Linked DNA regions of Homo sapiens: all the other regions are linked to region 3. A link is a contact called in ENCODE Hi-C or POLR2A ChIA-PET data. All regions are on one chromosome and are shown on one strand. The core of a region is the stretch at or near the end of the contact, and the rest is flanking DNA. Distances in the headings are between cores, read along the strand shown.

Region 1 (4,251 bases), core at 783-3,282, 200 kb after region 3:
TCTGGCAGTGCCATGTTCCTCTGCAGCCACGACTCCTGTTAGGCAGCCCCTTTTCCATGGCACTAGTTTTCATGGGCTCAGCTAATACTCTTGCCTTCATTTGCCCATTCAGGCCTATGGGGTTAATAGCCCCTCCTGCTCCTCTCGTCCCTGGGCATCTCCTGTGACCCTGCCCAGATTTCTGTGAATAGTCCCTTCATTAAACTCTCATCGGTCTCCTTTGAGGGTGCCATCCCTTCCTGCCAGGCCTTGAATACAAGGACCGAGGACAGAAAGATAGTCCAGGCGCTGAGCAAGGTGAGATGCGTGGAGCCAGGGAGAGAGAGAACATGCACAAGGGGAAGGGATCAGCTGTAAAATCTGGCATGCTCTAACTCGAGAAGGAAGATTCTGCTGCTTCCCCGTGGCCTTGACCTCTCCTCACCATCAACTAGGGAGAATGTTCTGTTCTCTAGGGGCAGAGAAGGCCCAGATTCACACTGAGGTATAAGGAGGTCGCAGAAACCAAGCCTCCATAGTTCCACTGTACAGAGAGCTCGGGACACAGGTAATGGTAGGTCCTGCTCTTGGGCTCAAAGTGTTTTTAGAAGCCACTGACCTAGGCAAAGTTGCTCATTTTTCCAATAAAAAAATGGGCTACATATTCTTGCCAAGGACACAGCAACAAACCAACCATTGATAAGGGCAAGAAAAATCATTGATGAGACTAGTCACTCAATACATAAGTAGGTCTGCAGTTACAAGCCTATTTGATGCTGCCAGTTAGTAGCAATCCCTTCTGTTTATTCAGCATACCCTTTTAGGTTATGTCGAGTTCAGGGTCCCAGTTCTCTCATGTGCTGGGCAAGTCCTCTTCACCTCTGCTCATCCCCATTCCTTCCTTTACCAAGTGAGGAGCTTGAAGGCCATTTTGGTAACCTCACCCTGCTTGCCCTTGTTCTTTTCCCTGCATCCCCCAAATAAGCCCACTGGGCCAGTCCCTGGGCCAGGCCTGACAGTGTCTGGGTTTATGGTCTCTTCTTTCTCACCCTTGTGTCTCCCACACTGATGCCCACTGGGGCCGGCAGACCCAGCACCCAGGGGTTCTGACGTGAGCACTGCACCCCTTTGTCTTTCTGCCTCTCCTGCGTTGCAGCCAGCCAGACCCCAAATTGGTCCCCCTAGAGCAAGGCCTGTGTATTGGAATCAGGTAGACCTGATTTGTTCAAAGTTAACTCTGCCTCTGAGCCTCAGTCACCTGAGCAGTCAAGTGTAGGGCATCATAGCCGCCCCCAGGCTTGCTCTGGAGTGTCTAGCAAAATGTCTAGCATCCAGAAGGCAACTGATGAAGGAGAGGACCTCCTTTCCTTCATGCTGCGGGTCCTTCTGCTGTCTGGAAGCCTGAGTGCTAGGCCCTGCCCCTTGGATGAACATGCTGGTGAGCACAGTGATAGTGTCCTCACTGCACGATCTCTGGACCTCCCTGCCTCTCTCTCAGAGGATGACCACTGTACCTAGGTTAGGCTCATCCTCCACCCTGGCTCAAGCTTCCTTCCCCCTGTGCCTTCCTGTCTTCAACCTAAGCCTGCTGGAGTAACAATATCTTGGAGGCCCCAAATTCCACATTTCTTTGTTCACATGAGATAATGCAACTCTGCTTTGAGAGCTATAAAATGACTGCAAATATTTTGTAATCATTGATGACACAGGGTGGGATGCTTGATATTCTACAAAACTATATATATGGCATGTAAAGATGCAGTTTAATTCTGCATACATTTGACCTAGAGTTAATATACTAGCTATAATAATCTTCGAAGTCTAATAACAAATTATTTTATTGGACTATTTAGAATATTAAAAGATGTTTAGACAGGATTTGGATGGCCCAGTTCTCTTTAAAAAGCCATCCAAGGATGTTTGACCTGTTTTCATTTGATAAAATTTCCTAGCAGTGAAAAGACATTAAAAGTCATACCAGAGTCTCACATTAGAATTTGCTCCTGTGACTCCCTTTCAGGAGAGGAATTCAAACAGGGAGGGGCCAATGTGACGAGCAGCATTCCTCTTTCACTTTCATTTTGTGCTGTTTACTTTATAAAAGTTAGTGTCTACAGAGGCTAGGAGTTTGTCCGTGCTATTTTTATTCTTTTCTTTGTTTCCTGTATTTTAAAACATTAGGAATGCTATGTATTTTTAATAGTTGGTTGAGGTGTAATAATAAAACATACCTGTTTGATGAGTTTCAGCACATGAACACATCACCAAAACCATCACCATAATCAAAATAATGAACATATTCATCCCCCAGGCCCCCAATACCCACAAATTTCCTTGTTCCCCTTGGTAATACCTCCTTTTCACCCACCCTGACCCTCACATTTCAAACAACCACTGATCTGCTTTCTGTCACTATGTGTTATTTTGCATTTTCTAGAATTTTATGTGAATGGAAGCACACAGTGTGTACTCTTTTCTGTCTGGCTTCTTTCAGTTAGCCTAATTATTTTAAGATTCATTCCTGCTGTTGAATGTATCACAATGGTTTGTTCCTTTTTATTGCTGAAGAGTATCCCATTTTAGGAATATACCAGATTTGTTTCCAGTTTGGGGTTATTAAAGATTATTATAAATAAAGCTATGAACATCCACATATAAACCTTTATGTAGACTTTCTCTAGGGTAAATACCTAGGAATGGAATGGGTAGATCATGTGGTCAGTATATGTTTAACTCTTAAAAAGCCAAAATGTTTTCCAAAGTGACTGTACCATTTCACATTCCCACCAGCAATGTGTGAGAATTCCAGTTCCTCCATGTCTTTACCAACACGTGATATGGCCAGTGTTCTTAATTTTAAACATTCTGATAGGTACATAGTAGTGTCTTATTGTGGTTTTAATTTGCTTTCCCCTCATGGTGTGCAATAAAGTATCTTTTTATGTGCTTATTTGCTATCCATTATCTTTTTTGATAAAATACTTGTTCAAATCTTTTGCCTATTTTAAAAATTTTGTTTTCTTATTATTGAGTTTTAGAGTTCCTTTTATATCTGGATACAAGTCCTTTATTAGGTATGTGACTTTCAAATATTTTCTCCCAGTCTGTGGCTTTTTATTCTTTTAGTAGTGTCTTTTGAAGAGCAGACCTGACTGACTTTGACAAAGTCAGTTTCCTTTGTTGTTGTATCCAAGAAATCTTTGTCTAATCCAGTGTCACAAAGATTTTCCCCTAGATTTTCTTCTGGAAGTTACATAGTTTTAGATTTAGCTTTAGATCTTTTGGATCATTTAAATTTACATTATTTAGATCTTTATTATATATTTATATCTTTTAGACTTAGATCAGCTAGATCTTGAGTTAATTTTTGAATTAATTCTGAATATAGTGTGAGGTGTGGATTGAAGTTATTTGTTGTTTTATGTAGATATCCAATTGTTTCAGCACCATTTGTTGAAGAGATATTCTTTCTCCACTGAATTGTCTTTGCATTTTTTTGAAAATCAGTTGACCATATTTATTTGGATGTATTTCTGGATTCTCCATGGGATTCCATTGATCTATTTGTATATCTTGATGTCAATACCACATTGTCTTGATGACTGTAGCTTTATAATAAATCTTGAATCAGGAATGTAAGCCCTCCAATATTGTTCCCCTCTTCTTAAAATTGTTTTGGTTATCCTAGCTCATTTGTATTCTTATATAAATTTTATAATAAGCTCGTTAATTTTTACAAAAAAAGAAGCCTAATGGGATTTTGATTGAGATTATGTTAAATCTGTAGATCAATTTGCAGTGAATTGACATGTTAACAATATTGAATTTATTTAAAATACTTAAATAAAGAGAGAGATATAGCAGGCTCTTTCAATCTAGGAGCCTGGTATATCTCTCCATTTATTTAGGTATTTTAAATGTCTCTTTTCAACATTTTGTAGTTTTCAGAGTACACATATTGTTAAATCAGTCCCTAAGCATTTCATATTTTTATGCTAGTGTAAATGGTATTGTTTTAAATTTCCTTTATCAATTGCTTATTTCTAATACAAAGAAATGCCATTGATTTATGTATATTGGCATTATATTCTGCAACCCTGCTAAGCTTATTTATCATTTACAGTACCATTGTTGTAGATTACTTAGGATTTCCAACATAGATGGTTATGTTGTCTGTGAATAAATCTAGCTTTACTTCTTTTTCTCCTTTTTTTTTTTTTTCCTTTAAGACATGGTCTTGCTCTGTCACCCAGGCTGGAGCACAGTAGCACA
Region 2 (3,902 bases), core at 727-3,226, 160 kb after region 3:
TTTTTAGTAGAGACAGGGTTTCATCATGTTGGCCAGGATAGTCTCAAACTCCTGGCCTCAAGTGATCAGCCTGCCTCGTCCTCCCAAAGTGTAGGGATTACAGGCATGAGCCACCACGCCCAGCCAATTTCTGGTTTTCTTTCAAGCTCATGCAGATAACACATTTCTAACTCTAAATTAGATAATGTCTATAAGAGATCTAGCAAGCTCCTTTGTACAGAGTAGGTACTCAGCAAATACCAACTAAAATATAGTGATTATAAAAATAACTCACAGTGAATCATTTTTAGGCTTAACCCTTTCATTTAAGGCCCTTTGGAGCTCTTTAACGTCTTGATTCCTGAAATCCTTTATAAGAAACTTTTATTTAGCCCAGTGGGTCTCAAAGGCTTGAGGCAGGGCTTGACCAGTAATCAGAACCCTCCTGAAGGTATTTTTTCTGATTCCTTTCCCCACCTTTTCCTTTCACTCTTTTGAGAATCAACAAGAATTATGTTCTCTCTCAGGTGCTCCATGTGGAAAAATATATTGAGATCACTTAGCCTTGTCTTTTCTTTCTTTCTTTTTCTAAACGAGAAACACTTAAAACTATATGTTTATGATTTACCTGAGGAAAGGCTGTCTTTTTTTTTTTTTTTTTTTTTTTTTTGCCTCTTTCCTGCTGTCAGATAAAAGCAGAACTGGAGAGAAAAATTATGTTGCAGGCAACATAGTCAAAATAGTTCCAGAGCTGTGTTGCTAACCCAGCTTAAAGTTTCTCTTTGCCCCAGACTTTTTTTCTTCTAAGAAAAGCCTCTATTCTAAGAGACTTGCTCTTCTTAGAATAGCACCGGCAGACATAGAGCAGTTTACAGCTTGCCTTTTTATAAAGACAGCCCATTTTCAAGAGGAAGAATAAGGAAGGAAGGGTCTAAAGACAGTGTCTGGGCTCAGATCGCACATTCCTACCTCCTAGCTGTATGATCTCTCTCGGCCTCAGTTTTCCATCTGTAAATGGAGATAATACTAGCTTCTATTTTATAGGGTTATTAAGAATTTAAAAAGCACTTGGCACATAATAAATACTCAATATATATTAGTTCACATTATTTTATTTTTATTTGAGACAGAGTCCCGCTCTGTCACCTAGGCCAGCGGAGTGCAGTGGCACGATCATAGTTCACTGCAGCCTTGAACTCCTGGGCTCAAGCAATCCCCCCACCTCAGCCTTCCTAGTAGCTGGAATCACAGGCATGAGCCATCATGCTCAGCTAATTAATTTTTTTTTTTTTTTATAGAGACAGGGTCTCACTACGTTGCCAAGGCTAGTCTCAACTCAAACTCCTGGGCTCAAGCGATCTTCCCATCTCTGCCTCCAAAAATGCTGGGATTACAGGCATAAGCCAACACACCTGGCTGCTCTCATTATTTTTAATGGACATCTAATTATTGAAAACTTGCTATGTGCCAGCCACTGTGTGTGTACGTGTGTGCGTGTGTGTGCACATAGTATGTGTACAGATACCCACATACTATGTAATATTTATTTATTGTGAGTCTGCCCTAATCTTCATGGAGGAAGGTTCTTAGCCTGTTTTACTCACTGCTGTATTCTTGTACATGGAACAATGCCTGAGACATAGGAGGCATCCCAAAATATTATTATATTATATATATATATATATATATATATGTGCATATATACACATTTATATTCACACGCATACAGTTATATATACACACATATATCTATATATACACCCATATGATTACACACATACACATACATAATTAAAAATGCATTTTCTTGCCAGAAATCTTGATACTAAACTAGGAGTCCAATTAGCTAGCCAAGAGCAGATTATGAGAGATTTGGTTAGCACAATCCAATTTCAGGAAATATCTTAGTATATAAATCCTGAGGTTTCGAGAAGGTAGAGAAGAGGTTAACACAGCAACTCTGACGGAATCGAAGAGGAGGGAGTGGGAAGTTGTTTCCAGTGAGATGATGCTGAGGGAGGAAGAGAGACAGGGGAAGCTGCCAGACCAGAACTGGGGAATCTGGGTTGTTAGAGCGTTGGTGCTGATTGGCTGATTGGTGGCGGTCACAACCACCCTGATTCCTCCCTCCAGCGGGGCTGCCCTGGGTTCTCACAGAGTTTGTTTGGGAAGGGGGTGAAGGCGGGTTTGCACCCTTTGCTGGTCATTTCCAGGGCTTTCTCTGGACCCTGCATCTAGTGAAGCAGTAGCTGCTTCTCTCTAGCCATCCAAAAGTTGCTTTTCTGTTTACGTCAGTTTGCTCTGTTTCCCAGAGCTCTGGGAATTGCTTTAAATGACAATTTCTGGACATTGTAAGTCCTTTGCTGAGTCACTGCTGAAGAACTTTCCGGCAAAGTAGTCTGAGACTCCACTGACTAAGGCAACAGGCTACAGCACTAGAGCCCTAGCAACAGGCCTAAACTAAACAGAAATGGATTTTGAGGCTGCTAAGTGCTTAACATGGGGGAGAAAAATCCCAGGTATCCCTGACAGCTGAGCCACCCACTCTCAATCTGGAACAGCCTTCCCCCATGTCCTTTATTCCCAGGAGTCACAGGCTGCAGAGACCTCCAGCTGCAGGGCTCCCCTAATGCTCTCAGTTTCTCCTGGGGCTTCCAGGAGAGCAGAACCCCCACTGGCCTGCCCATCCACTTCTCCATCCTGGTGTCCCTGGAGACAGTCTAAGCATAAATGCTCAAACCAAAGAATGTGAGGGGCTGGCATGGATCACTTAATGTGCTATCTGCTCTTTGGAGAAATGGCAGAGATCCACATAAAATGTAGCTTAGCAATCACATACTAAGCCAGTAGATATCTAATAATGTTAGTCCGGCTCATTTGGGAATTTTTGAGGCTTAGGAGTATTCAGCATAATTCCATTTGTTTAGCAAATTGATGATGTAGAAAGAGAGATTCCTATCCACTTAAACAGTAAACTACTTTGGCAGCAAGCTTTCATACAACAACAATTATAAGCAAATTACAAATGGTTTTATCTATTTGGCAATGGTGAGCCTTTAAAATGAGCTCATTTATGTAAGCATTCATTCATTAAAAACATAGTGAGAGCTTGCTATGTGGAAAGCTGCTAGGCAAGTGGAGAAGGCTGATCTCCATTAGAAGGAATGAGTATTTACTTTGCTGCACATAATGTTGGGTGCTTTTCCAATCTTAGCATTTAATCTTTGCAACAACTTTGTGAGGTAGGCATGGCAAAGACTGGTATTTGTTCCCCCATATTCATTCTTAGCTTTATTTTGGTAACAGAACCTTCCTACTCTGAGTTTTGGTAGTATATGTGGCTTCCCAGTTATTGCTGAATAGGATGACTGAAGAATCAGAGGCCTGGGATTGCTAAGCCTTTCTCAGCCTCCCTTGTAGCTAAGTGTGGTCATATCATTCTAGTCAATAGGATTTGAACAAAAGTGACTGTGCAACTTTAGGGGTGAAGTCCTTATAAAAGGAGCTATTTTCTCTTTGCTTGCCTTCCTGGGATCTAGAAAGAGATATGGTTGTGGAGCTGATGAGTAAGCTTTAGTTTATCTGGGCAATGGCAGAGCAATGAACAAAAAGAAGCTGGGGCCATGGATGGCTTGGGAGAATAGAGTCTCCTGTCTGTCCTCATCTGTCTGTCCATCACCTTGTCATTATGTGAAAGAACAAAGGTCTTATCTGAGTCTTTCTCTTTAGGGGATCTCCTTGCTTCATAAGCCTAATTTCTACAGTTCTAATATAGTAATAAGAAAGCTACCCTAATGATGAAAAATGTAAAGAAGTTAGGCAAATGTTCTGAAATCTCTAAGGAATTATATGGCAGAGCCCAGACTCAGACTCAGGTCTGCTGTGTTCTGCTACATCATGTCACCTTCCTTAAAATAAGCAGA
Region 3 (3,936 bases), core at 32-2,531:
TGCAGTTTACAGCACCCAGTCCTTCTGGGCAGGGCTGCCAAAGGGTTACCACAATGCACGACCCATTCAAAGAAGAGCAAGAGGCTGGAGCAGAATGAGCTAGGGGAAGGTAGAAGAGGAGACCAGCAAAGTAACAGGGTCCCATCTTGGAAGACCCTGTGTAGTCCCTTGTCAAGAGTTTGACTTTTGGCCAGGCGCAGTGGCTCACGCCTGTAATCCCAGCACTTTGGAGGCTGAGTGGGAGGATCACTTGAGCCCAGCAGTTCGAGAACAGCCTGGGCAACACGACAAAACCCTGTCACTACTAAAACTACAAAAAAATTAGCCAGGTGTAATGCACACCTGGAGTCTCAGCTACTGGGGAGGCTGAGGTGGGAGAAGCCTGGGAGGTCAAGGCTGTAGTGAGCCTTGATCGTGCCACTGCACTCCAGCCTGGGCGACAGAGTGAGACCCTGTCTCAGAAAAAAAAATTTTTGACTTTTACACCAAGTAAAATAGAAGCCCCAGGAGACTGAGCACAGTTGTGACATGATCTGCTCTGTTTTCAAAGGGTCACTCTGGCTTCTGTGTGGAAAACAGATGGTAGGGGAGCCATGATGGGAGAAGGGACACCAGTTTGGAGGCTACTGAAATAATTCAGGTGAGGAATGCTGGTGACTCAGACCAGTGATGAGGGAGAACAACTATGGTCTATATTTTGAAGGTAAAGTTGACGCAATTGATTATGGGCATGAAAAAGAAAAGGTTTGACTCCAGTGTGTTTGATCTGAGCTATTGGAAGAATGCAGTGACCATTTTTGAATGGAGAAGATTAAGATCTAGGAGGGGTGCAATGATGAATTTGTTCTTGAACATGTTAAATTTTCATTTCTTATTAAACATCTGCCTGTTTACTGAGAGTAAGTAGTTAACTATGTGAACCTGGAATTCAGGAGAGGTCTGGGCTGGAGATACAAATTTGGACATTTGTCAAGGTATATATAGCCTGTAGACTTGAGATCCCTTAGGGTAAGCCACTTAGAGGTTGAGAAAAGAAATCACCCAAGGGCTGAGCCCTGAGGCCATCCAGTGTTTAGAGGTCTGTGGGATAAGAAGGGAGCAGAGAAGACCAGAGAGAGCCAAGGGACTCGGGGGGAAACCCCAGAAACCAAGGAGAAGGGAGTGAGCCACTGATGGATTAAGTAAAATGAGTCCTGAGAATTGGATTGGGTTTGGCAACATGGTGATGATTGGTGATCTTGACAAAAACTGTTCTGTAGAATAAGGGGGCAGAAGCCAGCTCAGAGGAAGTTCAAGAGGAAATGGAAGAAGAGGTAGAGACAATGAGTGTAAACAACCCTTTATAGGAGTTTCACTTGCGATGAGGAGCATAAAAACAGGTGGTAGCCAGGCATTAGAGATAGAGGATCAAGAAGAGATTTTCTTTTGGAGGGCAATATTACAATCTGTTTCTCTTCTGATGGGAATACTCCCTCAGAGAGGAAAAGTTTGGTATTGCAGGAGAGAGGATAATTGCAGGAACCATGTCCTTAGGTAGGCGGTAGGCGTGGCCTCGCCGGAGTGTTTGGACAGTTCCCTCATTGTAACCGGAGGGAAGCTGAGCACCGGGAAGAGAAGCAGGTAGTACGAGGAGCAGCACAGGGGAGTCCTCTTCTGATTGCTTCTATTTTCTCAACGAAATAGGAAGTAAGATTATTAAGAGTGGGAATAGGGGAGAAGATGTTGGCATTTAAGGCAAAAGAACTTGAGAAAAAGGATAAGAAATAGTTTTATAGGAAAGTGGCAGTCTGAAGGATAGGGAAACTGCCTGTTTTATTTTCTGTCAAACTGGACTAATAATGTTACCTGTGGACTCTCTACCAACCCCCCCGACTGAGGACAACTTGAAAAGCCAAATAAATCTTAAAACGAGGCTTAGTGCAGTAGCTCACACCTGTAATCCCAGCACTTTGGGAGGCCGAGGCAAGCGTATCACCTGAGGTCAGGAGTTCAAGACCAGCCTGACCAACATGACAAAACCCCATTTCTACTAAAAATACAAAATTAGCACGGCATGGTGGCACGCGCCTGTAATCCCAGCTATTTGGGAGGCTGAGGCAGGAGAATTGCTTGAACCCAGGAGGCAGAGGTTGCAGTGAGCCAAGATTGCACGACTGCACTCTAGCCTGGGCAACAAGAGCAAAACTGTATCTCAAAAAGAAAAAAAAAAAAGAAAAAGAAAGAAAAAGAAAAAAAATCTTAAAAAGAAAAATCTTTTAAAAGCATTGAAGAACCAAAAGCCTAGTGAAGGATGACCAGACCAAAATCTAGGAGGAATGAACCCAAAGAAGTAAACTGCCCAGCATTCCAGGCTACCTTGACCTGAAGGCGTTTGTTAATAAGGAAGAAACATCCAGGACACTGAGTTCCTCAACTGTGCCTGGAGGGGAGCATCGAAATCAGCCACCCACCTGCACTCCCAGTCCTTTTAGGCTCACCTTCAATTCATATGTCTATGGGATGCTCTAGGAAGAGGAACAAGGCAGAGCCTCTGCCTTATAATCTGCTGGGTTTGAGGAAGGAGAAGCCAGGCAGTTGTCCCTGGAGATTGGGTTGTTTGTTTTATCTTATCCGCCTTAGGAAGCAGAAAGCAGTATGGTAAAAGGAGAGGACCCCCGATGAGGAAGGAAAAGAAGGCTGTGTATGGTAGCTCACGCCTGTAACTCAGCACTTCAGGAGGCTGTGGTGGGAGGACTGCTTGAGGCCAGGAGTTTGAGACCAGCCTGGACAGCATAGTGAGACCCTGATTCTACAAAAAATAATAAATTAGCCAAGCGTGGTGGCTCACACCTATAGTCCTAGCTACTCCGAAGGCCGAGGCAGGAGAATTGCTTGAGCTATAACTTCAGCTGCAGTGAGCTATGATCATGCCTCTGCACTCCAGCCTAGGCAACAGACTGAGACCTTGTCTCTAAAAATGAAGAAGATAGACGCAGAATGGGAGCAGCAGTAGGGTCGTTCAGGGATTCTTCATGCAGAACTCCAACCACAGCACAGTTCTGCTAACTTCTGGGAGCAGGGAGCTACAGAGAGCAGCAGTCCCCACCTAGCACCCCAAGATCGTATATGCGATACTGCACTTCAGAGGTCCCCTGTCCTCACAGGGAGGTATCAGCTTAGCCCCTCCACATTGTTCTAGCCTCATCACCCACCACTTCCTGCTTCCCAGCTCACACTGTTCCAGCACCAAAATGGGTAGGTGGCTCAATTGGCTGATGGGGAAGAGAAATAGACTGGGCCACGGGAGCCAGAGGGACAAAGAATGTACACATGTGGGGTGTACATGCAAATGGAGAAGGGGGAAGATGTGAAGCTGGCATTGTTTGTAAGAGTGCAAGGATCTATGGGTACATGTGTCACTGTGTGACCAGTGAGAGGGGTTATATATCATAGGGGTTACTGTCTGGGTGGCCCCTAGCCCTCTCTGCTGGAGTCCCACCCCACTTGACTATGCAGCCAAGCTAACATAATGGAGACCAGCAGAAAGCCCTGCACTCCTGGGCTTAGCAAAAGGCACTTCAGGTGAGAAAGAGCAGCCAGCTGAGCCCTGTAGGGCCAAAGCATCACCCACCTCCTATTCCCAGTCAAGGCAGGCGGCATCACTGAGGAGACAGCCTGCTGAGGCTTTGGACTGTCAGTGTTCTTCAGGGCAAGGAGCAAAAACCAACTCTGGCTACTTACATAAAAGGTGTTTATGGAAGGATATATGGAGGTTCAGATAGTCTGCAGAAAGTCAGAGGCCTAGGCTTGAAGAATAGGCAGACAGCAGGGGTTTTAGAGGCCAGGCCACAGAAACCCCTGGACAGGGGCCACTTCCAGACAGCCCCATTGCTGGACCACCCCAGACCTGTTCTTAGTGTCCCCTTGCTTTACAGCCTCATGTAAGCTTTGAAGTTT

The links. A loop is a pair of places that touch in the nucleus more often than their neighbours do. ChIA-PET counts read pairs that join two places held with the same protein, here RNA polymerase II (POLR2A). Pooled maps may share reads with other maps.
Region 1: a map of HepG2 shows a loop between it and region 3 (2.1-fold over the local background). The contact joins two enhancer-like sites. A Hi-C loop is called at or near these places in 9 of 168 maps with a recorded cell type or tissue (GM11168, GM12878, GM13976 and 5 more), 1 of 37 single-sample maps with no recorded cell type and 8 of 50 pooled maps. POLR2A ChIA-PET finds 5 or more read pairs at or near these places in 2 of 52 experiments (PC-9 and RWPE1).
Region 2: a map with no recorded cell type shows a loop between it and region 3 (2.6-fold over the local background). The contact joins two enhancer-like sites. A Hi-C loop is called at or near these places in 2 of 168 maps with a recorded cell type or tissue (aorta and mucosa of descending colon), 3 of 37 single-sample maps with no recorded cell type and 1 of 50 pooled maps. POLR2A ChIA-PET finds 5 or more read pairs at or near these places in 5 of 52 experiments (OCI-LY7, RWPE1, activated CD4-positive, alpha-beta T cell and 1 more).

What each region holds. Positions count from the first base shown.
Region 1 is chr1:117,733,184-117,737,434 of GRCh38, forward strand. No RefSeq gene overlaps it. Among named protein-coding and RNA genes, the nearest start is that of TENT5C, 130 kb to the left of the region's middle. Within about 2 kb of position 2,033, at least 9 of the 41 ENCODE cell types and tissues checked have a DNase peak (open chromatin) inside an H3K27ac peak, as active enhancers do.
Region 2 is chr1:117,693,940-117,697,841 of GRCh38, forward strand. No RefSeq gene overlaps it. Among named protein-coding and RNA genes, the nearest start is that of TENT5C, 90 kb to the left of the region's middle. Within about 2 kb of position 1,977, at least 10 of the 41 ENCODE cell types and tissues checked have a DNase peak (open chromatin) inside an H3K27ac peak, as active enhancers do.
Region 3 is chr1:117,536,195-117,540,130 of GRCh38, forward strand. No RefSeq gene overlaps it. Among named protein-coding and RNA genes, the nearest start is that of TENT5C-DT, 68 kb to the right of the region's middle. Within about 2 kb of position 1,282, at least 2 of the 41 ENCODE cell types and tissues checked have a DNase peak (open chromatin) inside an H3K27ac peak, as active enhancers do.